2 separate regions of the Homo sapiens genome follow, and region 1 is linked to region 2. A link is a loop called in an ENCODE intact Hi-C map of the cell type or tissue named here. Cell type or tissue: CD14-positive monocyte. All regions are shown on one strand.

Region 1 (8,000 bases), 310 kb after region 2:
GACTACTAAGCCCACATGTTCCACTGTACCTGGCAGGGTTAATTACAGGTACCATGGAAATATAGCCTGGGAGAGCTGGTGGTTTATCAGATACCTTTCTATGGCATCCATCAGGATCAAGTAGTTTGGAAAGAAATTATTACTTTTACTGTTTTTGCTGTGGGGTGACAGAACTGTGCGGGGAATGTCTTTATGGATGTGAAATTCACGTCAGCATTTGGAAAACTCCATTAGCCACTATTGTCTAGACTAGGGAGTTAAAAGTAGGAAGCAAGAGATAAAAGAATACATGGGTAGGAAATTCTGTGTTGGCTCATGCTGAAACGGAAAGAATCATTATTTTGAAACCATTAATGATGAACTTGGTAAGGATCAAAGTAGTCTCGTGATCTGTAAATCTAATGAAATGAAAATGAGGTAATGGTATGTTTTATAACTACGGAGGATCTGAGAAGCTGGAAATTATCTCAGCGTGAATACTGTAAGAGAAGAGGGAACAATGGAAGCCATCTAGAAAAGAATCTTTATTCAGCTTTATTTATAGCAGGTATTCGTCTTGTCTTTCAATACAGGGATCACAAAGGAGTTTGTTTCACCTTGCTGGGTGTATGAAAATACAACAGTTGTCACAGTCCCTGCTGCTTCCTTCCATGGAACTTAACACGTACAAAGGAGGGAAAGGTGGAGACCTATGATGAGGGGGATGAATAGCTCAGGCTGGGAGGGGAGACTGGAGGTAAGAGAGACTGGGGAGAAGAAAAGACCTAAGAGAGATTCTTTCCACCATTTCCCAACCCCCTTTCTCTAATTTTTTACTTAAAAAAAAAATTTTTTTTTTACAGAGATGGGATCTCACTATGCTGTCCTTACTGGTCTCAAACTCCTAGGCTCAAGTGATCCTTCCTCCTTGGCTTCCCAAAGTGCTGGGATTACAGGTGTGAGCCACTGCACCTGGCCCCAACCCCTTTTCTCTAGACCTGAGCTATCTAACATAGTAGCTACCAGCTATATGTGGCTTTTTACATTTGATAAAAGTCAATACAATAAAACCCCCACTTTCTTGGTGGTACTAGCCACATTCCAGATGTTCAACAAGCACATGTAGCTAGTGGTAGCTACCATATTGAATGGCATAAATATACAATGTTTACATCATCACAGAAAGTTCTATTGGACAGCACAAATCAACACTCCAATCCACCTAGATGTTTAGGAGTATTTAAAGCCTAGGACAAGGGAAATCCCATGACTGTAACATCCCTGGCCCAAAGGATGACAGAGAATAGAGTCTTTGAAATGGGGCATAAGGGTCCCAGTTTCCTGGGTGACCATAGGCTAGCTACTTCTGTTCTCTAGAACTCAGTTTTCTAATATTAAAGAGTAATACCATTTTTTATTAGACATTATGTGAGAAAATCACATAGTTAACTTAGTCCTTATAATAACCATGTGAGCTCTTAGGCTCATTTCACAGAGAAGAAACTAGAAGTTAAGAATATGCTCAAGGACACACAGTCAGTAACAGAATCAGATTTTGGGCCAGGCCTATGACTTCAGAAATTACACTTTTACTCATCGATCGATGCTGCCTCCTGCTGCTAGTTCCTCATTTGTAAATCAAAGTGCCTTTGCTGTATTCTCCCAGAAACAGAAACTGAGACAAAGATTTGAGTGCAAGTAGCAAGTAGTTTCTTTGAGAGGTGACTCCGGGGAGCACTGATGGGGTAATGGGGAACTGAGACAGAGAGGAGAAGGAAGCCATTACAGGGTGGGTGAATGAGCAGGTTACACAGTGGGCAACTGTGGCTTCACCTTGACTGGACAGACAGTGTAGAACACATACCTTTTAGTTATCCCAGCTGCGGGGAAAGGCAGCTGCGGCATTGATCCACCAACTCCTCATCTGTCATTGGTAGAAGGCTGCATTATCTCCAGCCCTTCTGGCCTGCCCTCTGAAGGGCTAAACATGCTCTTGTGGCCAAAAAAGGCTCTGGGGCAGAAGGTCACAGGTGCTTGAGATAGGGGACAGGAAGAGTGGGAACAGTGAATATGGAAGGCCTGAGGGTGGAGTACCAACAAGGTGCTACATGGGGATTGGATTAAGTCCTCTTTCTGCTCTAACCAATTAGTGGCTAGCGGTGCTAGTACTAGGTATTATTAGGTATTTTTACATCATAAAACCTGAAAGCATAATGACTACAATCTACCAGAGCAGGGATCCCCAACACCCCGGCTGTGGACCGGTACCAGTCCGTGGCCTGTTAGGAGCCGGGCGCCCAGCAGGAGGTGAGCGGCTGGCTAGCGAGCATTACAGGCTGAGCTCTGCCTCCTGTCAGATCAGCGATGGCATTAGATTTTCATGAGACTGCGAACTCTATAGTGAACCGCGCAGGTGAGGGATCTAGGTTGCGTGCTTTTTATGAGAATCTAATGTCTGATGATCTGAGGTGGAACCGTTTTATCCAAAACCAGGAACCATCCTTCCCAACCCCTCTATCCGTGGAAATATTGTCTTCCACAAAACTGGCCCCTGGTGCCAAAAAGGTTGGGGACTGCTGTACCAGAGCCTATCTGTAGAGGAGAGACTGGAGATACAATTAGACATCTGAGCTGATTTTCAACATGGATGACAGAGTAAAGGGTTAATATTCAGGGCTGGGATTTTGTCTAGTTCACGTGACCTAGTAAGTGCTCAATGCATATTAGTTGAGTGACTACATGATTGAATAAAGTTAATATGAAACAGACAATTTAATAGAAAATGGACAAAGGATATATACAGTTAGTTCACAGAGGAGGATATCCAAATGGTTGATAAACATTTGATAGGATCCTCAACTTCCCTAATAATTGAGGAAATGTAAATAAATGCAGCAAAGAGATCTCTCTCTTCACCATCAAATGGTCAAATATTAAAATGAATGATAACATTTAGTACTGGGGAGAAGGCAGAGTAAAGGTCCCTTCAAACATATGAATTTCCCAAGGTTTTTGGAAAGTATCTTTAAAATATCTGTTAGCATTTACAATATAAATACCCACAAATTCCTTCTAGAAATCTATTGTATAGAAATAAAAACACACGTGCCTAACCATACGTGTAAAAACATTGTTGCAGCCTGCTTTGCAGTAGAGAGAACCTGGATGCAACCTGAATGTACATCAACAGGAAAATGGTTAAATTGATTGTGACAAGTCCACACCATGGAATCTTACACAATTATTTTAAAGAAAGAATGTGTACGATCTGTATCTACTAACCTGGAATTATTTCCATGATATATTATTAAGTGACAAAAATGACTGCAAAAAAAGATAGAGATTCCTTTTCTTATTAAATGAACAAATATATTCTTAAATGTGTAGACAGATATTTATCAGGCTATTATGGGGAGAGAGGTGTAAAGATAGATAAAGAAAAAAAAAATACATGCCAAGGCGGGAGGATTACTTGAGTCCAGGGGTTTGAGGCTGCAGTGAGTTATGATAGTGCTACTGTACTGCAGCCTGGGTGACAGAGTGAGACCCTGTCTCCAATAAAAAAAATAGGAAAAGAAAAGAAAAAATAAAAATAGGAGTTTATAAAGGTGGAAATAATATACGTGGTCTAATATTATAGGAAAATGTAAAATAGATAATCTATTTATGATATCCCTTGGAAAGAAAAATCTGAAGGTCCCTATAGGCAAGGATTAAAAGGTGGCACACGCAAATGTACAAACCAAAATGCTGATTTCATTATGAGATGGGACCATGGATTTTTTTGGTCTGTAATAAAGCGCCTGTTTCATATTTATCTTGAGTGGGAAAGTCTCGATTACTCACTGGGCTATGGCTGCATGAAAATATACAGAATTGTATCTCTAGATCCTGATTCTCAAAGTGCTTTTTTCTTTTCCCCAGCTAATTCACTGGGCAGAAGTTGCCTTCTAATGGGTCTTTCTTCACGGTCTGGCATTTTTAAGGCAATCAGAACTTTGAGGATGTTTTCCCTGCATTATTGGGCCAAAAACTATCTGCCCTCTCTGGTTCTTACGTTTGGTGTGTGCCCAAAATTAGGAAGAGCAAGGGGAAAGGAGAAAAATGTCATCCTGCATAGAGAACAACAAGTTGTGCCGAGTGTTCTGAGGGAACATTGCAGGGCAGATGGATTGTTCTGGATGTTCAGGATGTGTACCCTTCTTACTTGAGGGGAAGGAGGGCAGGAGGCTTGACAAGGAAGCCAAGGAGGCATAGAATGTGCGTTGTAAGCCAAGTGTGGCCACTCTGATTCCTTTCCCAAGACTTTGAACCTCGAAGGAGTGATGCTCAAGTTCAGGGGTAGTTAGAGATTGTGTTCATTATCTATTGCTGGGTAAGAGGTTGACCTGAAACTTAGTGGCTTGAAACAAGAAAACATCTATTATCTCACAGTTTCTGTGGGTTAGGAATCCAGAAGCAACTTAGCTGGGTGGTTCTGATTAGATCACCACTGGGATCAATGTGTCAGCTGGGGCTGAAGTCATATGAGGCTTGACTGCTGCGGGAGGGTCCACTTCCACTTCCACTTCCACTTTCACTTCCTATGTGGCTGAGGGCTGGAAGCTTTGAATCCTTGCCATATGGACTTCTCCATAGGCTGCCTGAGTGCTGAGTGTCCTCACGACATGGCAGACAGCTGCTTCCCCAGAGGGCCTGGAGACAGTGCAGGGGGTGGGGGAGAGGGGAGAGAGAGAGAGAGAGAGGAGAGAAGAGAGAGAAAGGAGAGAGAGAAGAGAAGGAGAGAGAAAGAAGAGAGAGAAAGAGAAGAGAGAGAGAAAGGAGAGAGAAAGAAGAAGGAGAGAGAGAAGAGAGAAAGGAGAGAGAGAAAGAAGAGAGAAAGAAAAGAGAGAAGAGAAAGGAGAGAGAGAAAGGAGAGAGAAGAGAGAGAAAGAAGACAGAGAAAGGAGAGAGAGAAGAGAAAAGAGAAGAGAGAGAGAAGAGAGAGAGGAGACAGAGAAGGGAGAGAGAAAGAAGAGAGAGAAGAGAGAAAAAGAAGAGTGAGACAGTGCACACATAAGATGGAAGCCTCAGTCCTTTTATTTTTATTTAATTTTTTTGTAGAGATGAATTATTGCTGTGTTGCTCAGCTGGTCTAGAACTCCTTGCTTTAAGTGATCCTTCCTTTCTTGACCTCCCAAAGTGTTGGAATTACAGGCATGAGCCACTGCACCTGACCTCAGTGGGTTTGTAACCTAACCTTGATGTGACCTACACTCACTTCTGCTGGTTTCTGTTGGTCACACAGACCAACCCTGGTACAATAAGGAAGGGGACTACATAAGGGTGTGAAGACCAGGAGGTAGGGATTGTTGAGGGCTGTCTTGGAGGTAGGCTGGCACAGAGATGGTTTATAGAACTTTTCTGTGGCAGAGTCTCATCTATTCCCTGCCTCCTGTGGTTTTGCCTGGGTGCCTCCCTTGAGCCTTCCTGTCGGCTCTCTGGGCTGCCCAACACCCTTTCAATAGTGTCCTCTTTTATTTAAGTTCACTGCTACATCTTCTCTTGTTTGCAAGGACAACTCTGATTAGAACAGGTGCTACAAGAGAGGACAGTGGCGGGGGAGGTGGGTGGGTAGCAGAGGAAACTCATTTTAGATAAGATGGTCAGGGAAGGCCTCTCTGAGGAGGGGCCACTTACCCTGAGACATGAATGGTGAGGAAGAGTCAGCAGATGAAAGGTGGGAGGAGGGGCGTTTTAGACAGAGGGGGCAGCATAGCCAAAGCTCTGCGGTGGGAACCAAGGTTGCCAATGGCCAGGTCACGCAGCCTCTTGAGGTCACAGTAAAAACTTGGATCCTTTCCCCTGCAACCAAAGCATCTCTTCTTCCAAACATCAGAGTCTGGGAGGGCTGAGGACCAGGCTCCAGGCCTCATTGTGCGGGGATCAGATCAGCCGAGTAAGTGGCTTTAACCAGATAAGGATCAAGACATTCTCTGCTTTGTTCTCGCATCTGTTTTGCCGGCTCTTGGGTTTTCCAAATTTCTGCTTGGGTTCTTTTCTGAGTTTCTTAGTTCCCTTTGATAAATTCCCACGTGATACTGGTGAGCTAAAGGGAAAGCTTTTTGTCCATAGTTAGGCCTGGGAATCCCAGCTAGAGAGCCCTGTCATCTTATGGAGATGGGCTGCTACCCAGGACGGTGTGGGAATGGGCAGGTGGGTCTGAGGGATCCCTTCAGCCTCATTACTCTATAGTTCTGCGTTTATTCAACAAATACCTGTTCAGCATCTGGCAGGTGTTCAGACTCTGTGTGGGTGTTAGGTTAAGAAGATAAAGGAGGCACTGTTCCTCCTCTCCACAATTCAAGTTAGAAGTGAGGGATGGCCTGATCCAAAGGCGATTGAGTGCAAATTCCTTGTTCCTTAGGAATCAGCCACATGGCTGGCCCACAGCCAAAGCCAACAGGTCCTCTGTACCCTGTATTTTAGGGAGCCAGATAGTTTCCCTCCAGGTTTACTAAAGGAGGCAGAACTCGCTTTACACCCACAGCCCAAAATTCCAATTTCCTCTTCCTTGCCCATACAGCAATCTTGGGGAGGAAGGAGGTCCTTGGTTTTACTGAGTAGTCAGGTGTTCATAGGAGAAGGCCATTTCCTCCCTCCCCGTTAAGGGTGGGGTAGTGGAAATTCAAAGGAAGTCCCTCATGGAGACTGAGAGGTGACTGCAAGCATGGGGTGCTGGGATGCTGTTCCCTGATGGGTGGTGGACTGTGGGCAGTGGACTGTGCCTATCTGAGCAGGGTAGAGGAGAGGTGAGAAGAGGGGCATTGTGGTGTAGCTGACTGGATGCGTGAGCTTCTCTAGGTCAAGTGGACGTTGCAGTAATCAGCCTGGCTGGAGCACTTTTCTGGTGGCCTACTCAAGCAGGTTGACTGCTGGGCAAGAGGGTCAGGACACTGGTAGGCCCTAGGTGGTGGGGTGGGGTAGGCGAGGTCAAGCCTGGGCTGGATGACCCTGTGAGAGAATTGTGCAGTGGAGAAGCCGCTAAGGAACTTACTCATTTGCCCATGAGAAACCATATATGGACACGGGGTTGGGGTGGGGGTGGTAGGGTATGTCTCCCAATCAGACCATCCGCCCCACCTCCACCAAGTCCTTTTCCTCCTAGCAGGCAGGGTCCTGGCTCAAGTTAACTCTTGAATGAGTAAGAGAGAAGATAAAATGAGATTTAAATTGAGTTTGAGAATAAAGGTCTAAAGGATGGAGGTTTAACAACAGAAAGTGATCCAAAAGTAATGCAATCTGCCCAAAATGTCATTAAGGGATGGAAAAGGGAGATTCAACACAGCATGGCTGAAGGCAGAGATTAGGGGAGAAAATCTTCATCATTATACCCCACAGAGTTGAATCGCCTCAATACACTGGCTCCACAAGTAAACAGAAAAATTGAAATACAGTGTGGTCGGGCTAGAGTCTTGCTTGGGTAAAGCTGCCCCAGGTTCTGAGAGAGCACAGGGGGATAGGTTGGTTGTTAGAGAGAGATTTCCAGAGGAGGGTTGCCTGAGATGGACCTTGAAGGGTGAGAAAGAGTTGGCCAGGTGAAAGGAGAGTGGCAGTGGGAAGGGAGCTCTCCAGGCAGAGGTGACAGCACGGGACATCTGGGGAGTGGGGCTGGAGCATGAAGGGGAAGGCAGGAAGGATGCTTAGAGATGTACACCAGGAGGCCCATGGCCTTGCAGCTCTGCAAGCTTAAGGGGTGAGGGCCCTGGAGAGCCACTTTAAACCTTGGAGCAACACAATTGGATTTGCATATTAGACAGAACACTCTGGATGCCAGATTCTGGCAGCGCTGTGGACACTGGACCTCTAGGCATGCTCCTCACCCATTCACCTGGCACTGTGAACCCACCTCCCTACAAAGGCCATTTCATCTCTGAGTTTCCAAAATCCTGGCTCCCTACTCTTTTGAATGTCCTTTGCCCCATTCCTATTGCAGAACCCTTCATTGTTCCCTTTTTGATTGGCCTCCGAATATTGCCACT
Region 2 (8,000 bases):
ATGCAGGCACAAGGTTTAGCTCTCGAGCCTCTGATAAGAAATGCGATCTTAAGCCGGACGTGGTGGCTCACACATGTAATCCCAGCACTGTGGGAGGCCAAGGTGGGCAGATCACTCAAGGCCAGGAGTTTGAGACCAGCTTGGGCAACGTGGCTAAACCCCATCTCTACAAACAATACGAAAATTAGCTGGGCATGGTGGTGCACGCCTATAATCCTAGCTGCTTGGGAGCCATAGGCACGAGAATCGCTTGAACCTGGGAGACAGAGGTTGCGGTGAGCCGAGATGGCACCACTACACTCCAGCCTGGGTGAAAGAGCAAGATTCTGTCTCAAAAACAAACAAAAAAAGAAATGTGATCTTGTCATCAGTGGTATTTTGGGGAATGCCCAGCAAGCCACATATTGAGATAGGCTTGAGGCTGTTGCTGACAGGGAAAGGAAGGGAAGTAGCTACTATATGTCAGGTACCAGGATAAATGCATTATTTTTTTTTATGTCTCAGAAGAAACTATGTACAGAAGATATCTTTTAATTACTATTTTATAGATGAAGAAATTGTGACTTAGCAAACTCATAGAAGCAGAGAGTAGAATGGCAGTAGCTGGAGGGGAGAAGTGGGGGGATGTTAATCAAAGGGTACAAACTTTTAGTTATAAGATGAACAAGTTCTGGGCAATCTGATGTACAGCATGATGACTATAGTTTATCTCTATTGTTTACTTGAAATTTGCTAAGACCATAGATCTTAAGTGTCCACACACAAAATGGTAGTGGTGGATGTGTTGATTGATTTCATTGTGGTAATCATTTCACTATGTATATCTATGTCAATTCATCACATTGTACACCTTGAATATATACCATTTCTGTTTATCAATTATACATCAATAGAGCTAGAAAAAAATTTTTAAAAGCAAAGCAAAAAAAAAAAAAGAAATGGCTTAAGACACATAATAATTAGAATAGCTAAGATCTGTCTCACCCCTGCAGGTGCGTGGTGGATCAAGTTATCATGGCCCCATTTGGTATCATGGGGATGAGCACCCTGCTGCCTCCCTGCCTCTCTGGTGTGGTCAGGAAGCATGACATCAGGTCTATAAATGACTGTTCCCAAGATAGTAGAGAACCTGTTTACATGTGTCAGCTGCTGTTATTAGGAGGAATTGTTGCCATCACCATTTTATAGGGAGACATCAGGAAAGGTCGCCAATAGTCGCTGGCTCACTTTCTCACCTCCTATTCATTCTCTTCACTTTGTTTTCGCTTCAGTCCCCACTACTTCACTGGAACCCCTCTTGTCGGGGTCGCTAGTAACTTCCGTGTTGTCAAACCCTCTGGTCCCTAACTGTCCTCAACTTACTCAGCTTCTCAGTGACATCTGTCACAATGGATCATTTCGCGTTTCTTGGAATGCTCCTCTGTTGGCTAGAGTGCCTTGACTTTGCTCCAACCTCATTGCCTACTCTTCTCTCTCACCCCCCGCCTCTAACTGTTGGTGCCTTCCCAAGTTCAGTCCTCAAACCCCTTCTCTTTCATGGCTCACTGTTTTCATAGGTGTTTTCATCTAGTCCTGTGGCTTGGAAGCCAATTCAGCCGCTCATAATTCACACATTTATATCTCAGTCCAGAGTTACATTCACCGTTACCCAGTTCCAATCCACTCTTCTCACAGCAGCCAGACTGATCTCCGTAAAGATGAATTAGATCATGTCACTCCCCATTTTAAAAACCCTTCAGTGACTTTCCTGTTGCAGGGAGAATAAAGTCTTAATGCCTTACCATGATCCTGCTGGGAAAACTGGCTAGCCATATGTAGAAAGCCGAAACTGGATCCCTTCCTTACACCTTATACAAAAATTAATTCAAGATGGATTAAAGACTTAAATGTTAGACCTAAAACCATAAAAACCCTAGAAGAAAACCTAGGCAATACCATTCAGGACATAGGCATGGGCAAGGACTTCATGACTAAAACACCAAAAGGAATGGCAACAAAAGCCAAAATTGACAAATGGGATCTAATTAAACTAAAGAGCTTCTGCACAGCAAAAGAAATGACCATCAGAGTGAACAGGCAACCTACAGAATGGGAGAAAATTTTTGCAATCTACTCATCTGACAAAGGGCTAATACCCAGAATCTACAATGAACTCTAACAAATTTACAAGAAAAAAACAAGCAACCCCATCAACAAGTGGCCAAAGGACATGAACAGACACTCCTCAAAAGAAGACATTTATGCAGCCAAAAGACACATGAAAAAATGCTCATCATCACTGGCCATCAGAGAAATGCAAATCAAAACCACAATGAGATACCATCTTACACCAGTTAGAATGGTGATCATTAAAAAGTCAGGAAACAACAGGTGCTGGAGAGGATGTGGAGAAATAGGAACACTTTTACACTGTTGGTGGGACCGTAAACTAGTTCAACCATTGTGGAAGTCAGTGTGGCGATTCCTCAGGGATCTAGAACTAGAAATACCATTTGACCCAGCCATCCCATTACTGGGTATATACCCAAAGGAATATAAATCATGCTGCTATAAAGACACATGCACACATATGTTTATTGTGGCACTATTCACAATAGCAAAGACTTGGAACCAACCCAAATGTCCAACAATGATAGACTGGATTAAGAAAATGTGGCACATATATACCATGGAATACTATGCAGCCATAAAAAGTGATGAGTTCATGTCCTTTTTAGGGACATGGATGAAGCTGGAAACCATCATTCTCAGCAAACTATCACAAGGACAAAAAACCAAACACCGCATGTTCTCACTCATGGGTGGGAATTGAACAATGAGAACACATGGACACAGGAAAGGGAACATCAGACACCGGGGCCTGTCGTGGGGTTGGGGGAGGGGGGAGGGATAGCATTAGGAGATATACCTAATGTTAAATGACGAGTTACTGGGTGCAGCACACCAACAAGGCACATGTATACATATGTAACAAACCTGCATGTTGTGCACATGTACCCTAAAACTTAAAGTATAATTTAAAAAAAAATGCCTTACCATGACCCACAGAGCCTACCCTCGACTGGCTTCTGCCTGCTTCTTTAACTTCATTTCATCTCACCTCTTTTTTATTGACTATACTCTGGCTGTTCTGAACTCCTTTCTGCTCCTCCAGCACAAGCTTAGGCCATTTCACTTGCTGTTCTTAGTACCTGGGGTACTCTACCCTTAACTCTATAAAGCCGGCTCCTTCTTTTCTTCAGATCTTAGTTTAAATATCAGAGAGGTCTTCCCCTCGCACTCCTACCTCTGCTAAAATCTTGAGCTTTACAAGAGTTGAGGCCTAATCTTGTTCACCACTGTATTCCCAGCCCTGGAATATGACTCTTAGTATGTGTACAGAGTTTGCTGAATTATTGAGTAAATGAAGGAACAAACAAATGATAAATGAACAAACAAGCTTCCTGCTCTAATAGAACTTAACAGCCTACTTAAGCAGACAGGTGTGAATTAGATTACCAACAAATGTGTGCATAATTACACATTGAGACTTGATCACCCTTCACTGGAAAGGGACAAAGTTTGGAGGAGAAGAGCATGAATCCAATTATGGATTAGCAGCTTTGAGCCATCCAAGCATAGACATGGGGCAGACTATTTGGTATATAAGTCTAGAGCTCAGAGGATAACCTTTTGTCTACAGTTGAATTATGGAATCGTGGTTTATAGATGTTAATTGAAGCTGTGAGAATAGGTGAGAGCAGATAGAATATGTAATGAGAGAGGATAGGGAAAAGAACCAGATTGAGAAGGAAAAGCCAGCAAAGAAGGCTAAGAAAGAACGGCCAGAGAAGTAGAAGGAACACAGGAAGTGTGGCCACAGGAGCCTGTAGAAAAGAGTGTTTCCAGAAGGGGGAGCCCTCAGCACTGTCAAATGCCACTGGCAGAGGTCGGGTGAACCCAATTCTCCACCTGCTGCACCATCTCCCCTCTGCCCATTCCATCCTTTTCTTTGTCAAATGAGCCAGGTGTTCCCACCTTTGAGCTTCTGCACTCCTCCCTGCTGCTGAAACACTTCTGCCCAGCTTTTTTTACAGCCTCCTTCACATCTCAACTCAGAGGCCACCTTCTGAGCAAGGCCTTCCCTGGCCATTCCCGCAAAGTAGCCCTTCCCCTCTGGTGGTTCTCTGTCACATCTGCCTGGGTTTTTTTCTTTTTTTCTCACAGCATCTATCATGATCCACAGTTACCTTGTTTGTTTCTGTGCTTATTATCCAGATCACCCACAAACTATAAGCTCCACAAGAGCTTGTCCTAGTTACTGCTGTGTCCACAGCACTTAGGTCCCAGGTACTCAGTATTTATTAAAAGAAAAACAGCAGGCCAGGCGCACTGGCTCACGCCTGTAATCCCAACACTTTGGGAGGCTGAGGCGGGCAGATCACGAGGTCAGAAGTGTGAGACTAGCCTAGCCAACGTGATAAAACCCCATCTCTACTAAAAATACCAAAAAAAAAAAAAAAAAAAATTAGCTGGGTGTGGTTGCACGCCTGTAATCCCAGCTACTCAGGAGGCAGAGGCAGGAGAATTGCTTGAACCTGGGAGGCGGAGATTGCAGACAGCCGAGATCGCACCACTGTACTCCAGTCTGGGCAACAGAGCAAGATTCCATGTCAAAAAAAAAAAGAAAAAAGAAAAACAGCAGCTTACTGAGGAGTATGTGTTATACTAATGTATTTAGTTTGAAAAAACATACAGTATGTATTTACATGGGAAAAGCAAGGAAGAATTTACATTGAAACATTAATAGTAGTTTATGTAATGAGATTCCAGGTTTTTCTTATTTTGCTTTTTTACATTTTTTAATTTTTCCAGCCATGATCATTAATTCAAGTTTTTTTAAAAATAGATATCTATTTCTATGCATATAAATATATATATGTGTGTGGCTGGGCGTGGTGGCTCATGCCTGTAATCGCAGCACTTTGGGAGGCCAAGGCAGGTGGATCACCTGAGGTTAAGAGTTCGAGACCAGCCTGGCCAACATGGTGAAACCCCGTTTCTAATAAAAATACAAAAATTAGCTGGGCATGGTGGTGGGCACCTGTAATCTCAGCTGCCTGGGAGGCTGAGGCAGGAGAATCGCTTGAACCCAGGAGGCGGAGGTTGCAGTGAGCTGAGATAGCACCACTGCACTCCAGCCTGGGCGACAAGAGTGAAACTCCATCTCAATTTAAAAAAAAAAAAAAAATATATATATATATATATATATATATATATATATATATATATATATATATATATATATATATTTGGAAGTGGGCCGATCACTTGAGGTCAGGAGTTCAAGACCAGCCTGTCCAACATGGTGAAATCCCGTCTCTTCCAAAAATACAAAAATTAGCTGGGTATGGTGGCGCACCCCTGTAGTCCCAGCTACTTTGGAGGCTGAGGCATGAGAATCACTTGAACCCAGGAGATGGAGGTTGCAGAGAGCCAAGATGGTGCTGCTGCACTCCAGCCTGAGCAACAGAGCAAGACTCTGTCTCCAAAAAAAAAAAAGGAAGTAGGTAGGGTGTGCTTACCCACCAAAATAGTGACTGGTAACACTTGGTCTTTTTCCCTTCAGGCTAAACTGCTCTTTTCAGATGGAGAAAAAGTAATACCCAGATTGACCCATGAGCTTCCAGGAATAAAGGTCAGAGTCACTGTGTTCTCGGGTATTGGAGCGGGAGGTCCTTCAGGCTGGGAGGCAAGTGAAATATGTGGGCCCAGGGAGGTTCCATGTACTTCCATTTGTAGGACCAGGCCCACACAGCATCATGCTGGATGGGCTTCTTTGGCCTGGGTCAGAGCGGGGCTGGAGAGCTGTAGTCCAGGGCTGTCTTCTGCAACTCCAGAAGACCTGCAGCTCCCAGGCACTGGCCTTCCACTGACTCCCTTCCCTTTTCTTTTAGCGTGGCCGTCAGGCAGAAGAAGAATGTGCCCATCGAGGAAGCCCCCTTCCTAAAAAGGTAAACCATTTCCTTGTTTTGTTTTCTGGCTGAAAAAAGGCTTGTCAGGCCGGGTGTGGTGGCTCACACCTGTAATCCCAACACTTTGGGAGGCCAAGCGGGGAGGATCACTTGAGCTCAGGAGTTTTGAGACCAGTCTGGGTAACATAGTGAGACCCTGTCTCTAAAATAAAAAAAAAATTAGCCAGGCATGCTGGCACATTTCTGTCGTCCTAGCTACATGAGAGGCTGCAGTGGGAGGATCACCTGAGCCCAGGAGTTCAAGGCTGTAGTGAGCTATGATCATGCCACTGCACTCCAGGCTGAGTAACAGAGTAAGACCCTGTCTCTCAAAAAAGGCTCTTCACTCCGCAAGGTACTGGGCTTCCTCAAAGCCCTTTTGAGCCTTCCTAGACATGAGAGGCAGTTTTTCTCCCTGTCCCTGTCAAACATCATTTGATCTCTTTGGAAAACCATCTCTGCCAAGTGACCCTGGACCTGCCAATGGGGTATGGGGAGTAACCACAGGGTCAGACCTCTGACAGCTGTTTTTTGTGGCAGAGGAAAGGACGGCCTCCTGGACACATCCTGTCAAGCGACCGGGCAGCCGCCGGCATGGTGTGAGTAGGGACCAACAGTGTGGTGAGAGCATAGGGGAGCAGACGGAGAGAGGGGCCCTGAAGGAAAAGAGTCCAGGGTTCTGTGCCTGTCAAAATCAGATCCATCAGCTTAAGTCATCGTGGAGGGGGGTTATCCTGGTTGGAGGGGTGAGGAAGGAGGGTAGTGAGGAGGAAATTGTTTTACCCCCTGAACGGTTTGGCCCAGCTTGATGAAAGATTAAACTCCAGAGGTTTGTCATTGTTAGTATATATTGGATGCTTATGACTGGTCTAAATACGTTACATACTTTACCTTTTAATCTTTATAGCCACCCTGTAAAGAAGATATCATTAATTTTTCAGATAACAGACTCAGAGAATTACTTGCCTAATGTCATATCGTTAACATTGCCTCCAAGACGGTCATTTTCAAATATATATTTTTTTAAGACTTAATTTTTTTAGAGCAGTTTTAGGTTCACAGCAAAATTGAGAGGAAGGTACAGACATATCCCGTATACTCCCTGACCCTACACATGCACAGCCTCCCCCATTATCGACATCAGGCACCAGAGTGGTACATTTGTTACATTTGATGAGCCTACTTTGACTCGTCTTGATCCTCAGAGTGCATAGTTTCCATGAGGGTTCACTCTTGGTATTGTACATGAACTTAGACAAATGCATAGTGACAGGCATCCACCATTCTAGTATCACACTGAGTGCTTTCAGTGCCCTAAAAATCCTCTGTGTTCTGCCTGTTCATCCTTCCTTCCCCCTCAACCAACCCCCAACCCCACTTTTTAAAAAAAATTCTGAAGCAGCAGAATCTTTTTCAAACAAAACTTTACATGGGAGCCCAGTATTTAAATCAAATAAAGCCACACTGGTCTGGTTCAGGGGCGTGGGGTTAGTTTGGAACAGCTGGCTTAGTAGATGGGCTAGTATTAACTGTCATACCTTAGATGTGTCTCCTACACGAAGCAGTTTTATTCCTCACAAACACAAGATAGGTAGGGCAGTTGCTGTTTTTGTCTCTTTTGACAGATGAGAAAACTGCCACTCAGAGGTTCTTGGAGTTGCTCATGCCACTATGTAAGAGCAGAGCTAGTGCTAGAATGGCTTCTAGTCCAGTGCTTTTTTTCCCTTTGTTCCTCCTCTTATGTGTCACCACGAAGGAGGATGTCCAGGGCTAAAGTGAGAGTGTGTGAGGAACTCCTACCACCACCAGCAAGCTGGCATTTAGTCCTAGGTCTCACCTTGGAGAATTCACCTTTATTCTTTCCTTCCAAGCAGATGGAAACCAAAATCCTGTGAACCAATTCGCCGGGAAGGCCCCAAGGTATGATTATGTGAGCATGGCAGAGATCACGATCCCAGGAGATAGTCCCACTATCTCTAGGACCCACCATGAGGGAAAGGGGCAGGG

What was found. A loop is a pair of places that touch in the nucleus more often than their neighbours do. Peaks named below come from ENCODE experiments on the same cell type or tissue, not always from the same donor. Only the 100,000 strongest peaks of a DNase experiment are listed, where the experiment ranks them.
Region 1: it touches region 2 in a loop (3-fold over the local background); 2 of 110 quality-filtered maps call a loop at or near these places.

Annotation. Positions count from the first base shown.
Region 1 is chr20:46,106,915-46,114,914 of GRCh38, forward strand. No RefSeq gene overlaps it. Among named protein-coding and RNA genes, the nearest start is that of CD40, 7.4 kb to the right of the region's middle. RefSeq lists enhancers at 1,482-1,801, 1,882-1,931. In CD14-positive monocyte, no CTCF peak of the experiment used is centred here; DNase peaks (open chromatin) are centred at 1,657 and 4,557; H3K4me3 peaks cover 999 bases; H3K27ac peaks cover 1,979 bases; H3K27me3 peaks cover 836 bases.
Region 2 is chr20:45,795,466-45,803,465 of GRCh38, forward strand. It overlaps DNTTIP1 (deoxynucleotidyltransferase terminal interacting protein 1), which reads left to right. Exons shown (of 13, transcript NM_052951.3): 5 at 5,609-5,677; 6 at 5,937-5,993; 7 at 6,534-6,592; 8 at 7,868-7,913. Among named protein-coding and RNA genes, the nearest start is that of DNTTIP1, 7.5 kb to the left of the region's middle. In CD14-positive monocyte, CTCF peaks have their summits at 3,877 (motif pointing right) and 4,080; a DNase peak (open chromatin) is centred at 3,896; H3K27ac peaks cover 1,786 bases.